2 separate regions of the Homo sapiens genome follow, and region 2 is linked to region 1. Evidence: read pairs that join two places in POLR2A ChIA-PET (ENCODE). Cell type or tissue: OCI-LY7. All regions are shown on one strand. Links, peaks and the distances in the headings refer to the core of each region. The heading gives the core; the rest is flanking DNA. Region 1 overlaps DMD (dystrophin). Region 2 has its middle 78 kb from the start of DMD.

Region 1 (4,403 bases), core at 133-4,132:
CAAAAAGTTAGTTTTCTGTAGGCTTATTTTCCTTGATAGGATTCCTTCTCTTACAAACTGGTTATATGAATTAAAATGTAAATGTTAGTGAATTGTCATATCTTGTAAATATACTAGGGTAGAACTGATATCTTTATGCAAATTAGAAAAATATTTTACAGTATCAGTTATGGAGTTTTTTTTCTACTCTTCCTTTTTCTTTGTTAATATTGGCATGTGATGAAATCACTACTTTATAAGTTTGCTACTTTGATTAAGACTCAGAAATCAGAGTGGCTGGGTGTGGTGGCTCATGCCTATAATGCCAGTACTTTGGGAGGCCAAGGAGAGAGAGGATCCCTTGAGCCCAGGAGTTCAAGACCACCCTGGACAACAGAGTGAGACCTCATCTCTACAAAAAAAAAATGAAAAGAAATGAGCCAGGCATAGTGACAACACGCCTATAGTCCCACCTACTCAGGAGGCTGAGGCAGGAGGATCACTGGAGCCTAGGAGGTCAAGGCTACAGTGAGTCATGATCTCACCATTGCATTCCAACTTGGGCAACAGAGCAAGATTATGTCTCAAAAGAAACAGATCAATCAGAGAAGTAACTTTAAATATTTTAATATAAAAAAAGGCAACATCTCTTAGCAAATAAAAATAGCGACGTCCTTCTCTTTCTGTAAATCTATCCAAGACATGAGTGCTGTTATCGATTCGGTTTAGGGTTTTGTTTTGTAATATTTTTTTCCCCTTTCACAGCAATACATTTTGGGGTATGGTTTGCTGACAATATTTTCCACAGTAATCAGTGGCTTAGCTGTAAATAGAGGATAAGTATTGCATCTGGGGAATACACATTAGAAACAATTGGTATTTCTGGTTCATATAAAGGTGGAAAAATACTTGGCCAGATGGGCACTTATTTATTTATTTTCCTGACCAGAAATAACAGGCAATGTGTGAGAAAGTGTGGAAAGCACTGGGTTGGCCGTCAAAAGCAGGATCTTACAAAGGTTGAAGGAAGCTAATCTGCTGAGAGGTTTTCTTTTTTTAATGACTTTCACATAGTATTTTTCAAAGCCTCTGTGCATTAACACTCACGCCAAAGGAAATGATTTGTTTTTTCAAGCACTTGGTCAGTGCAATAGCTCCGCAGCTAATAATGACATATGGCAAATTTTGAGTACTTACTTTGTGCTACGTACTGTAATAAGAGCTTTGTGTATATTATGTGAGTAAATACTTAGGACAAGCCTGTGAGAGAGCTATTATTGTTCCCATTTTACAGATGAAGAATTCTGAGTTAGAATTAGACTTTGAAAGTCAAACTTTCTCCTTCCCTATCCCTTGCTGTTATCCACCACATCATGCTACCTCCCTGAGCTCAGTGATTACCTACAATGAGGTTTACCAGCTTGTCCTATAGTTACCTGTGTTATAACTGCCATGTTCCTGAAATAAATTAACTATAAAATGGTGCCCATCGACTGATATAGAGACCAGTCATTTTTTTTTTATAGTTTTATCTGGCCTGGGGTTATCAAGATACTAGGTTTAATAGAACTTACTTCCAGATTTAAATGTCTTTGTTCATTCATGAAAATCAATTGATTGGATCCAATGATTTTAGATCTAGACAACTGTCAGTCATGTAATCTAACTAACTCATTGTTTAAAGAGGCAACTGAGGTGCTGAAACTTTCAATAATTGGATTAATTTTATCTTTAGTCAGTTATATCATTAGAACCTAGGTCTCTATTTCTTAATCTCAACCAAAATATACATACATACATATATGTGTGTATGTAAGCACCATTTCTGCTAATTTACAAAAACCTAGCAAACCAGTTTAAGAAAAAAAAAAGTTTCCTTTGCTCATGTAACGAAAAAGTGAAGAGGTATTACTTACTTCAGATACAGTTAGTTTTGGGATCTCAAGTGATGTCACCTAGCCCAGTACCTCTCTCACCCTTTCTCCACTGTGTTTTCAAAGGCTCTTAAAAAAAAAAAAAAAAAAAGCTCTTAGACATTATCTCTCGATATGGGACCCATTATTAGTCTTAGACTTATATCATTGTACCTCAATTCCAATAGAAAATGAAAACACCATTCTCTCCAACAGAAGACCTAGGATTACTTGTAATTGACTCTGAAGAAATCACCTACACATTCCTGAATCAATCAACCTAGTTCAGGAGTACAGTGTTCTGATTGGGCAGGTTCCATCAGACACCCACTCCTGGAACCAGAGCCAGGTAAGTTCAACCCAAAACTGTCAGAGAGGAGCAGGGGTGGGTAGGCCACAACGAACAGAGATACAACAAGACAAACAGTGAAGAAGAAGATGAAATGGGTAGCAGGCATAATAAGATTATAAAGTCTTGTAGGTCCCAAACTCTGTGTGTATGTGTGTGCATGTGTGTGTGCGCGTGTGTGTGAGTAACCCTCAAAAGTATACAAGTATTGTGCTTCCTGTAATGACAGACACCCTTCTGTTGATAATAATGATTCATGTAGCCCAAGAATATAAGAAAGTATTCTGTTTGTAAAATAAATATTTAGAATGGGAATAAATTTGTATAAACAGAAGCATGTTTGATTTTCTTTAAAAAGTGCGTGATAAATATGATGATCCCAGGAGGTTTGTTCGTTATTTAAATGTTTAAACATGTGATATGTCTCTTTCAGAATAATAAATAGTAGGGAATAGCAATATAGCACTTTTCGGCCGGGCTCAGTGGCTCACGCCTGTAATCCCAGCACTTTGGGAGGCCAAGGTGGGCAGATCACTTCAGATCAGGAGTTTGAGACCAGCCTGACCAACATGGTGAAACCCCATCTCTACTAAAAATACAAAATTAGCCAGGCGTGGTGGTGCACACCTGTAATCCCAGCTACTCAGGAAGCTGAGGCAGGAGAATTGCTTGAACCCTGGAGACGGAGGTTGAGGTGAGATCGTGCCATTGCCCTCCAGCCTGGGCGACAAGAGCGAAACTCCATCTCAGAGGAAAAAAAAAAAAAAAGCACTTTTTAAAAATCATAATGGATTTCTAAGATTGTAATAGTTTTGGTATGCTGATTGGCTTTATTTTTGGCTACATTTATTTTAGAATCTCTGCATTATCAATGAACTTTCATTCAATTTCTTTTCTTTCTTTTTTTTTTTTTGAGACGGAGTCTCGCTCTGTCACCCAGGCTAGAGTGCAGTGGCGCGATCTCGGCTCACTGCAAGCTCCGCCTCCCAGGTTCACGCCATTCTCCTGCCTCAGGCTCCCGAGTAGCTGGGACTACAGGCGCCCGCCACCACGCCCGGCTAATTTTTTTGTATTTTTAGTAGAAACGGGGTTTCACTGCGTTAGCCAGGATGGTCTCGATCTCCTGACCTCGTGATCCGCCCGCCTCGGCCTCCCAAAGTGCTGAGATTACAGTGGTGAGCCATCGCACCCGGCCCATTCAATTTCTAAATTAGGCATAAAAACAAAATTATTTCGTAACATTTCTACAATGACCTCCTTTTTCTGTTAAGTTTCTAATTCTGAAGACCCAAATTCAATTTTATATTTCAGTATCTCACACTGATTATTCTGATAGTTACATTAAATCCCTCGTTTAGAAACTGATGCAAGTTACTGTTTTCAAATGTTCATGCTTTGAAAGTACATGTTTGTCATCTGATTTCAAATCTGCATGGTTCCATGCTGATTATTTTAGATAACTTCAGGCTGTACTCCAATTTTTTTCTGAGAGATCTCTGAAGTAAGCTTTTCTTACTCTGTTACAATTTTAATGAGATACATTCTATGTATTAGAGTGTGAAATATCTCTTTAGGACAAAATTTAATCATAGTCAGTGCTCCTTATTTAAAGGCTAAAGGCATCATCAATTTGGCAAAAAATAAACAACACTATCTGGCTGCCTGAGGGTCCAGTGACTGACCTTGAGTTGAAATCCCAGCTGCCTGCATCATGTGACCATCAACATTCTGTTTTTATCCCAGTGGTAATAAATACCTTATACTCAAAAAGACAAGAGCAACTCAGAAGAGAGATTTGGTACTTTTCAAAGAAACGCAGCAGTAAAAGTTGCATGATGCTTTTCATTTCAAAGCAGGCAAACAGAGCTTTATTATGGCAGAGCAGTCCAATTTAATTTTCACTTGTGTGATGAAACTATTCCACACGTTTGCATTAATTTATGAGCCTTTGTCTGGTTTTAATGTATTTAATAATACATTTATACACTCTTTGTTTTAAAAATAATGATATGTTTTGACAATGCACTTTTTCAGGAAAATCTGAGGTGTAACAAAAAGTGATAATGGTAAGATAGTTCCCATTTTGAGTATTAAAAAATGAGTGCATCAGGTAGGATTGGGTTTGGCTGCGTGTATCAGAAATCCAGAAATAGAAGTGTGTT
Region 2 (4,403 bases), core at 230-4,229, 110 kb before region 1:
CCCTTTATTTCTTTCTCTTGCCTGATTGCCCTGGCCAGAACTTCCAATACTATGTTGAATAGGAGTGGTGAGCGAGGGCATCCTTGTCTTGTGCGGGTTTTCAAAGTGAATGCTTCCAGCTTTTGCCCATTCACTATGATATTGTCTGTGGGTTTGTCATAAATAGCTCTTATTGTTTTAAGATATACTCCAACAATACCTAGTTTATTAAGAGTTTTTAGCATGAAGGGGTGTTGAATTTTATCGAAGGCCTTTTCTGCATCTATTGAGATAATCGTAGTTTTTGTCATTGGTGCTGTTTATGTGCTGGATTATGTTTATTGATTTGCATGTGTTGAACCAGCCTTGCTTCCCAGGGATGAAGTCGACTTAATCGTGGTGGGTAAGCTTTTTGATGTGCTGCTGGATTCAGTTTGCCAGTATTTTATTGAGGATTTTTGCATTGATGTTCATCAGGGATATTGGCCTGAAATTTTCTTTTTTTGTTGTGTCTCATAATTGGTGGGAAATACATATATGTTGAGAATATATCCGTTGTTTGAAAAACATGACTTTTATATTCAAAAGTTGTAATCTTTTTATGAAGATGCATTTTCTTTTTTAAGGATGAAGGAGGGGTAGATGTATTTTTAAGCTAGGAGGAAAGAAATTCGACTTTCTGGCAGCTTATTTTGTGACCATGTATAAATCAAGCAAACAAAAGCTTTCACTTATAGTAAAGTTCACTTGAAGATAAAAATTGACCAGGAATTAAAGACATTGTATGCACTTGTCTAGTTTATATTACTTGAGGGTGGTGGTAAGATGTTTTCTGGCTTGTATAGCATGCATGTATTAAAGACCTGAGACATAAAGAAGCAAGTATATTTGAGGAACTAAAGTCAAGCACAGCTAGAATGAGGAAAGATGAATGAATCAACATGGGTTGGGGGAGATATGTAAACAGGGATTACCTCATGCAGCATCCTATAGTTCGTGTTTAGCATTCTGGATTTTATAACCAAAAAAATAAGGAGCCGCTTATGAGATTTAGTCAAACGGAATAACATCATCATCTTTATCTTTTTAAAGCTCATTGTGAGTTCATGTGGCAGAGAGACTTTATTGGGAATAGAGGTACTTATATAGGGATTGGAGGATCAACAGGCTGAGGAAAGATGAAAGACCAGTAGGAGGTCGTAGTACTTATAAAGTCATAAGTGTAATATGATTTTGATTAGAATAGTAACAATAGACACTGTTTAAAAACACTTTTTAGTGGTAGAATCTACGTGTCTTGAAGCTTGATTAAATGAAGGTGAGGAAGACAGAAATCTTAAATGATACAAAGTTCTGACAAGAGAAGTTTAATAAATAGTAGTTCCATTTACCAAGGTGAGAAATATATAAGGAGGAGCACATTTGGGGTGGAATTCGTTTTGTTTTCTTTTGTTTTTTATTCATGTCATGTTATGTTTGAAGTGGACTTGTTCAGTAAGCAGCAGAAAATATGTGCCTGGAATATATGCGCTCATTTAAAAGTTATTTCCTTTTAAATAATTGCTCATTCTGCAGAAAATGGCTGACTTTGAATATCAGCTGTTTTCTTTTTCTTTTTCAGGAAATCATTCTTGAAATGGTAAACATCCAAGTTTTATCAAATACCAGGATATAATTGCCTGGTGTGAATTATTATTTTGTTAGTAACTATAATAGATAATCCACAGAAAATCTTTTGGAAATAAAAGACTTGAAATTAAAAGCTATCTGGAATGTTATATTTAAGGACACAGACCTTGAATGACTGTTCTTCAAGTAAAGAGTCTTTGTTGACAGATATCAAAATGTCTTATATTATGAATTCACCTCAACTTAGAATTATGTTAAAATGTGTGGCCTTCCTTGAAACACCACCTAAAAGAATTTTCTTATTGTCAAACAAACACTTAAAAAATAGTTTTTGAAAAATGAGTAAATTGGTATTGATAATCTTATAGAACATGTGTACAGTTTTTAAAATATATTGAATGTAAATAGTGTCTTTCTGTGTGAAACTAAACAAATATTGGACACCTCCAAAAATATTTTGTTCTGAAATTTTCCTTGGATTGAAAAAATGACTCAAATCCCATATTCTACTTACATCTTTATTGTAGCATGACTTAGGGCTCTTCTGTGAATGAGCGTTTACACCTTATTTTAAAAAATTATGTTTTAAAACAATTTCCTTTGAAAATAATGGTTTTCAAAGGAAAAAAAGAGCATCTAGGGCTCAGAAAATTTTCTTTATACTTGCAATTCAAAGTTATTTTCCTGCAGCAATTTCTTAAATGAAGATTTTTTTAATTAAAAAAACTATATTTTGTTGTTGCAAGATAGAAATAATAACTTTGTTGTTCAAAATTGACAGAGACGAGCCTAATGACTTCCTTGTCTGACCTTGTCTATAAACTTGGAAACCTCACAGTCTCGTCTTCCTGTTGTCTTCGGATGTAATTTTGTTGGTAGCTCAGGTCATATTTGCTTGTGTCTATAGTAACTGAGCCCTTTTCGACTTTAGGCACTGTGCAAGTTAGTTGGCATATGCCACAAGAATAAAAAATAAAACCAACAGCTATTGTCTCTTGGTTACAATCCTTAATGTTCTAATGACCTTTCTGGAAAGGTGATATTTACGCTGAGATCCTCTGAACTATAAAAATTGGAGGGAGAGAGAAGGGGAAGACATTCAGTACAGAGAAATAACATGTACAATGGCTCTTAAGCTTCGAAGAATTAGCGAACTTAGGGAAATGATAGAGGCCAGCATCTGTGGAGCCATGAAATGAGGCAGGAAAGTTTGACGGGACACCTGTGAATCTAGAGTGTTTTAACTTCATCCTAAGGTCAATAGGAGGCCATTGAACAATTTGAGGGGATGTCACAATGGGATGTACACTTGGGCATTACTCTGATGCTGTTTGCAGTGAGAAGAATATAGAGAGGGCAAGATCTCAGGAGATACAGAGTTTTATGTTGGGTACAGGTTGGCCGAAGTAAATTGTGTTTATCTATACAATAAGGTTAGATGAAGTTTGCAATTGATTTAGTTAAAAAATTTCAAAAACTGGATGACCACATAAATAGGAACAGATAACCTATTCGGAAATATGGCTTCCCCGGTCCATCAGATTTCCCAGTGGAATGGCACCCATGACACTAAAGGCCCAATGTGAGATCTGCCTAGTTATAGAAAGTAAAATCTTTATTTTTACCTTACCCTGTTCAACTGGGATATTACATCACCACTTCGAAAGAATTTGAACTAATCATCTATGTGCTTCCATTCAAGAGAATATTTATATAAATATCTGGTTTTTTATAATCCTTAAACTAAACCTAGAATAAAAAGGCCACATCATCATCAGTGGCTCAGCCAGCTTTCCAGAAGGCTGGAAAGCCATTCACCTCGAGGAGGCTCTTTCACTTTTGCGGGGTGGCTTTGACAAGGGTAGTGGCACTTATGAAGGAAAGAAAGTAGCCTCACATGAAGTATTATTTGCAGGGAGCACTGACAGGCTTTGCAGATGAGTTGAATGGTAGGAATTGTTTTGGAGAAGGTAAGAATCATAAAGGATTGCCTGATGATGGATTGTGGTGTGAGTGAGCTAATATTCCTAACTCAGAAGCATCCATTACTTAAATTAACAACTAAGGTGTGATTGTGTCCCAGTTTAGAGTTCAGCTTCTATTTTTGCACTGGCCTAGTGCTCTACATTCTACTCCTGTCTTTTTAACCGTTCCTTACTTTTCAGATCTATATAATTTTATGCTTTACTTTTTATTGATGTTGAAGAAAAGGCATTTCTTCTTCTTAAGCAGCTAGTATGGGTATCATAATTCAGCTCAAAATCAGTTACAAGGATTTTCATTGTTCAATAGTGTAAAAATATAATAAATATCCTTGATGCCTGTGGTGAAATACTATCAAGCAGCTAAAAAGAGTGTATTAGATAAGTGGTTCTCAACCAGGCATGAGTTTGGCCATGAATAAGACATTTGACAATGTCTGCAGTTTTTTTTATCGTAATTACTGCGGAAGTGGTAGCATTGTACTGGCATCTAGTAGGTAGAAGACAGAGATTCTGGCAAACATCCTACAATGCAAAGGACGGCCTCCCCCGAACAAACAATTATCAGTCCAAAACGTTAAAAGTGCCACTTTTGAAAAACCCTGTATTAATTAGATCCATATCTCACAATAATTATGTAACCCAAATATATAATATTGAGTGAAAAAGGAAAGTTGTAGAACGATTGCAAAGCGTGATAGTATATTCATTCTTTTAATGCTAGCTAGCATAGCAAACCAAACCCACAATTTCAGTGCCTTAACACAACAGATATTTATTGTTTGCTCATGTCACAGTCCATGGCATTCCATG

What was found. ChIA-PET counts read pairs that join two places held together with the same protein. Peaks named below come from ENCODE experiments on the same cell type or tissue, not always from the same donor. Only the 100,000 strongest peaks of a DNase experiment are listed, where the experiment ranks them.
Region 2: POLR2A ChIA-PET joins it to region 1 with 7 read pairs; 2 of 35 experiments call an interaction of 5 or more read pairs at or near these places.

Annotation. Positions count from the first base shown.
Region 1 is chrX:33,178,445-33,182,847 of GRCh38, reverse strand. The region is part of intron 1 of DMD (dystrophin); the gene reads left to right. Among named protein-coding and RNA genes, the nearest start is that of DMD, 31 kb to the left of the region's middle. In OCI-LY7, for the core only: no CTCF peak of the experiment used is centred there; no DNase peak of the experiment used is centred there; H3K27ac peaks cover 1,628 bases.
Region 2 is chrX:33,287,033-33,291,435 of GRCh38, reverse strand. It overlaps a transcript of DMD not described here. Among named protein-coding and RNA genes, the nearest start is that of DMD, 78 kb to the right of the region's middle. In OCI-LY7, for the core only: no CTCF peak of the experiment used is centred there; no DNase peak of the experiment used is centred there.